2 separate regions of the Mus musculus genome follow, and region 2 is linked to region 1. A link is a loop called in an ENCODE intact Hi-C map of the cell type or tissue named here. Cell type or tissue: gastrocnemius. All regions are shown on one strand. Links, peaks and the distances in the headings refer to the core of each region. The heading gives the core; the rest is flanking DNA. Region 1 has its middle 18 kb from the start of Gm39424. Region 2 overlaps Smurf2 (SMAD specific E3 ubiquitin protein ligase 2).

What was found. Hi-C counts contacts between places; a loop is a spot of excess contacts. Peaks named below come from ENCODE experiments on the same cell type or tissue, not always from the same donor. Only the 100,000 strongest peaks of a DNase experiment are listed, where the experiment ranks them.
Region 2: it touches region 1 in a loop (4-fold over the local background); 34 of 42 quality-filtered maps call a loop at or near these places.

Annotation. Positions count from the first base shown.
Region 1 is chr11:106,979,524-106,982,450 of GRCm38, forward strand. No RefSeq gene overlaps it. Among named protein-coding and RNA genes, the nearest start is that of Gm39424, 18 kb to the right of the region's middle. In gastrocnemius, for the core only: a CTCF peak has its summit at 1,138; DNase peaks (open chromatin) are centred at 1,093 and 2,454; H3K27ac peaks cover 796 bases.
Region 2 is chr11:106,849,954-106,852,880 of GRCm38, forward strand. Smurf2 (SMAD specific E3 ubiquitin protein ligase 2) reads right to left here. Exons shown (of 19, transcript NM_025481.3): 8 at 2,494-2,696. Among named protein-coding and RNA genes, the nearest start is that of Cep95, 62 kb to the left of the region's middle. In gastrocnemius, for the core only: a CTCF peak has its summit at 1,666; no DNase peak of the experiment used is centred there.

The DNA.
Region 1 (2,927 bases), core at 185-2,684:
AGAAAGCACACGGCTCCTTAAAATTGAGGTTATTCATGCTGTTAGACAAGAGATGCACTTACCTATATGAAGCAAAAAGATAGCAGTTGGAGAGATGCCTTGGTTGAGGTACTTAGCGTTCTCCCTGCAGACCTGAGTCAGGTTCCCTACAGCCGCATGGGGCACTGTAACTCCATCTGATCTGGTGCCTCTGGCCTCCTCAGGTCCCTGAACACACGTGTACATACTTACACACAGACACAGACATGATTTTCAAGATAACTCTTTAAAAGGAAACCCCACAGGGACTCCTGCGGGCAAACTGAGCAAAGCCAGCACACTATGGTGGTTCACAAGCATCTGTGAGTTCAGTTCAAGAGAGATCCAGTGCCCTCCCTCTTCTGGCCTCTGTAGACACTGGGTACAGTATATGTACATAGCCACATACACACATGCATACATACATACGTACATGCACACATACATGCAGGTAAACCCTCAACATTGTACAGTACATTAAATAAATATAAGTTTCATCTATTTGCCAAGAGTGGTGGTACACACCTGAATTCCACCATCCAGGGGCAGAGATGGGAGGATCTCTGTGAGTTCAAGGCCAGCTTACAATCTGGAGAAAGGCAACTTGGGCCCCATGGGAACAGTGACTTCTGTGCTCTGGACCAAATTCCTGAGAAACCTCCCCTCAAAAGCCTTTGGACATAGACACCCCCCACACACACACACACACACTGAGATACCTGCACTGCAGTGAACTTAATCTAATAGGAATGGATTTGTTGGGGGAGCTATTCAGCATTTACACTGCAATTCCAGTACTTTGGAGGTGGAGGCACAAAAGTCAAGAATCCAGTGTTATCCTCAGCTACGGAGTGAATCCAAAACCAAGTTGTGTCCTGCCCTACTCGCTTTTAATTTTTAACCCTAAAACTAATCGAGAGCTGGCATCACTCATAATTTCATTTAGGAAGTCGATAGCAGTTTCATCTCTACCTTGGGGAGCTGTGCCGCACAGAGCAGTTAAACAACTTGCTGAAGGCCACACAGCGGTCTGGAGGCGTCCAGCCTGGATGGCAACGCAAATGGAATTCAAGAGCAAGGTTCTAACGCCCTAAACTCTACTGCCTCCCTGTGGTTATCTTTCTAGTTGCAAGGAGCCTTCCAGGCTTTTAAACCTTTCCTTAGGCTGAGTATGCACAGCCAACCTGGTTTATCAGACCCTGCCTCAAAATAGATAAAATGCATAAGTAAATAAATAAACCAATCCCAGGGTGTTTCCCTGGTGGCTGATTCCAGCTTAGCCTGGGGTACCTGGAAGCTGTCTCCTGAATCTTTTTTTTTTTTTTTTTTTTTTTGGTTTTTCAAGACAGGGTTTCTCTGTGTAGCCCTGGCTGTCCTGGCACTCACTTTTGTAGACCAGACTAGCCTCGAACTTAGAAATCCACCTGCCTCTGTCTCCCAAGTGCTGGGATAAAAGGCATGCTGTCTCCTGAATCTTTAAGCCAGGGTCTCATCCGCATGTGAGGACCCACACCTGTAACCCCAGCACTTGGGAAGCTAAGGAGGGAGGATTACTGTGATGTCCTGGCAAAGCCTGATTACAGAGGGAGGATTTACTCTCATTAGTGAACAACAGCAACACAGGGTTTGTAACAACAACAACAGTAACACAGAGTTTGTAACAACAACAACAGTAACACAGAGTTTGTAACAACAACAGTAACACAGGGTTTGTAACAACAACAGTAACACAGAGTTTGTAACAATAACAACAGTAACACAGAGTTTGTAACAACAACAACAGTAACACAGAGTTTGTAACAACAACAACAGTAACACAGAGTTTGTAACAACAACAACAGTAACACAGGGTTTGTAACAACAACAACAGTAACACAGAGTTTGTAACAACAACAACAGTAACACAGGGTTTGTAACAACAACAGTAACACAGAGTTTGTAACAACAACAGTAACACAGAGTTTGTAACAACAACAACAACAGTAACACAGGGTTTGTAACAACAACAACTGTAACACAGAGTTTGTAACAACAACAGTAACACAGGGCTTGTAACCTCCAAGCTGTTGACATTCCTAAGCATGGATGTGTCTTTACTGAGGCCTATTGTATGCATTATGGACGTTCAGAGGCAGTAAAATAGCCCTGTCTCACATGTGACAACCAAAACTGTCTCCACACTGTGACATGCCCCCTGAGGGAAGGGGAATTTCAAAATCTGCCTTTAGAACCAACAATTTAAATAGACTAGAATCTTAGGCTTTTTTTTTTTCTGTTTTTTTTTTTTTCCCTTAAGCCATTACCTGAAAGTTTGCTCTAATGTTTCAATGACCCAGTTAGAAATGGCAGTCATTTGAGGCCTGCTGCAGGCTGAAGCAAAGGAGGGAGGCAATTAATTACTCATTGCCTAACTCCATTCTTCCTTGCCATTGCTTTGGGCCTCTGGCTTCCCATCTGGCCACTATTTGTTGTCCAGGGTAACCAGTCTATCTCAGAGCTGGCTACCTTTCAATAATGACAGAGAGGACTTACCAGGCTTAATTAACTTAGATTTGTAAGGTTTCTTAGGAAGCCCAGAATACAATGGAAGTCTAAGATACCAGGATTCTCACATCCACGTTCTTAAAAATAACAATCCCTCCAAATGGTGGTGGTGGTGAATGCCTTTAATCCCAGTACTCAAATTGGATCTCTTGAGTTCGAGCCCAGCCTGGTCTACAGAGTGAGTTCCAGGCCAATCAAGACTACAATGAGAAACCCGGCCTCAAAACAAACAAACAAATTCCACATAAAAAGGATGACTGTCCAGAGTGTTACATGAACGGGTAAAGGGCCCTTCTGAACTGAACTTGAGGTCAGACAGAGGTAGAGAGAGACAGAGAGATAGATAACGACAGAGACAGACAGAG
Region 2 (2,927 bases), core at 283-2,782, 130 kb before region 1:
AAAAAAAGGCTTCAGAAATTATATATTCAGACAGGTATGATAAATCCCAATACTCAGAAGACAGAGGCAAGCCGATCTCTGAGTTTTCTGAGTTTTGAGGCAAGCCTGGTTTACATAGTGAGTTCTAAGCCAATCAGGGCTACTTAGTGAGACCTGTCTCAAAATAAATCATTTGTTCATTCTCTGGAAACAACTTTATAAATGGTGATGAGGTACAGCCATTATCCCAAAAGCGAGAAGACAACTCAGAGGAAGAGGCTAGCCACTTTAAAAATTGCTTTAACAGAGCTTTTTAAAAATTTTAAAACACTTTTAGACTAATGATTTTTTTTTATGATGGCAATTTTATACGCAAATTTGTGATTTCTCTTTTGTTAACAAAGATATTTCAAGATTCTTCCTGGACTGCAAGCAAGGTGTCACAAACCTGCAATCTCAGCATGCAGGAGGCAGAGGCAGTGACAACAAGTCCAAGTCTACCCTGGGCTACCTATGAAAACTCCAGGCCATCTAGGGTATAAAATAGAGACTCTAAAGTCAACAAAACACAGCACATAGTCATAAAACTCATTTTAAAAGCACAATGGAAATCCGTGCACTGTGGGGAGAAAAAAGTATATGAGCTCCAAGCCTGGAAGGTGTAGAGAAGCCATGGGAAGACAGTAAGGAGCTTCTTCAACTGTTACGTTTCAGTTGTTGTCTTCTGCATGGAAACTCATTTTAACAAAATACAGTGGAAATGCCAATGTATGAGATAATAAAGCACACTGTGTCTAAGAAGGAAGTCTGCAAGGAAGTCAATGAACAACTCCCACCTAAGTACAGCTTTGAGGACCAGAAGAAACTCACTGACTAATTTGCCTGCCTTCAATCCCAAACACTAAGAAAAAACCCAAAACTGACAACAGCTACAATAATTTCAGCCTTGGTAACTACTTTATTTTACTTATTTTATTTTATTATTCCATTTTATTCTTACAAAAGAATATCTGAACTCAAATCACATACACTGTAAAAATAAAGTTCACCTTTACTCCAAATAACCTGGCTGATAAACTCCATAAGAATTATCTCCAAAATATAAATGTAACAACAGATATATTTTCCTAACTTGCTTTTTTTTTTAAAGATTTATTTATTTATTATATGTAAGTACACTGTAGCTGTCTTCAGACGCACCAGAAGAAGGCATCAGATCTCTGTTACAGGTGGTTGTGAGCCACCATGTGGTTGCTGGGATTTGAACTTCAGACCTTTGGAAGAGCAGTCGGGTGCTCTTACCCCCTGAGCCATCTCACCAGCCCCCCCTAACTTGCTTTTTATGTCAAACATAGACACTTCATTCACTGGAGATTCTGTCATTTCTTGCAACAAACCAACATGGTTACTATTACTCCTCTCATTTTACTGAAGAAACCTAGGCTCTCAGGGTTAAATAATACGATTGGTATCAGGCAAAGCCAGGTCTGTTTCCCATGCTGGAACCACTCATTGCAACGCAAGTCAAATGATAGGATATAGGAGTGAGATGAGACTTTTTTCAGAATAAGATGCTAAAATTTATTTTAAAATAAAACTATAATTATTTGTTTGTAAAATAGTTTTTATATAAATTCTACAGTAAAAATAAATTACTTAGAAAATGTAATTCCCAATTTTGGTCATTAGGCGTCACTATCACAACATCTATAGTATTAGGCAGAAAAGGAAGTCAGTATCTGTCTCCAAAGTCTCACTAGAAGTCTAAAGTAAAGATGAGCCTGTACAATAGCATTGCTATATCTTTGCATAGTGTCTGCTTGCAAAGTAGTCTCATTTCATTTCATAAGCTTCCTATAATAACCAAGTGATTCACATCCATCACATTTTATTATAAAGGAACATACAAGCTAAGGTTCATAAGTGATTATGGCCAAACTGTTACACAGACTTCTAATCATTACAGACTTTTTAAAATTGGAGATTTACTTTCACAGAGAATTCCTAATCCCTGATTAGCACCCCTCTACTGTCTAGTGTAGTATGTCTCTCCTATGACCATTCCACAGATGAACACAGGCCTTGATGGTGTTAGCATCCTCAGGCCTAATTAACTTTCAGACGTTATCATTTTAAAGCACAGTGTGGTGGTATACACTTATAACCCCAGTATGTGATGAGTGGGCAGAGAAAGGAACTCAGGAGTTCAAGGGCTGTCTGCCTACACTGTAAGTCTGGGCTGTATGAGACCCCATCTCAAAACAGACAACAATAACAATTTTTTTAAAAGTTAGTTCTCTGGCTGAGTGGTAGTGGAGGCTCACACCTTTAATCCCAGCACTCAGAAGGCAGCAACAGGTAGATCTCTGAGTTGGAGGTCAACCTGGTCTACAGAGAGAGCTCCAGGAGAGCCAAGGTGACACAGAGAAACCCTGTCTCAAATAAACAAACCCAAACAGTTAGGTCTCTGATGTTCTTAAAGCAAGGTGAGTGTTCCCTTTGCTGTTACCGTACCATAGCCTTCCGGTAGGTCTGGAGGAGTGTGTAAGTGTGTCCTGCTCATGTAATTTCTATGTCGCTGGGACCTGACTCTTCTCTCTGCTAGTCTGGGGTCTGAAGAATGTCCACACGTTGCACCATTTGTTCCAGTAATTGGAGTATTCTCATCCACAAAGCAGCTGAGGGGTCTGCCAGGACTAGAATATTCTGACGCCGGTCTATTGGAAAGTGACAAGGGAAAAATGTTACCAATTTAGACATCAAAACCAGAGTCTCTAGACAACATGTACACTATGGTGAGAATATAGTAAATCAGGCAAGAAAATGAGATGAATAAAGGAGACACAATTTCAATTAAGTTTTTTAAATATCCATACATACTTGTATATGTGCTACTTGGTCACTAAGCAGAAGGAGTTAGACCTGATTTCCATCATTTTCCCTCTCAC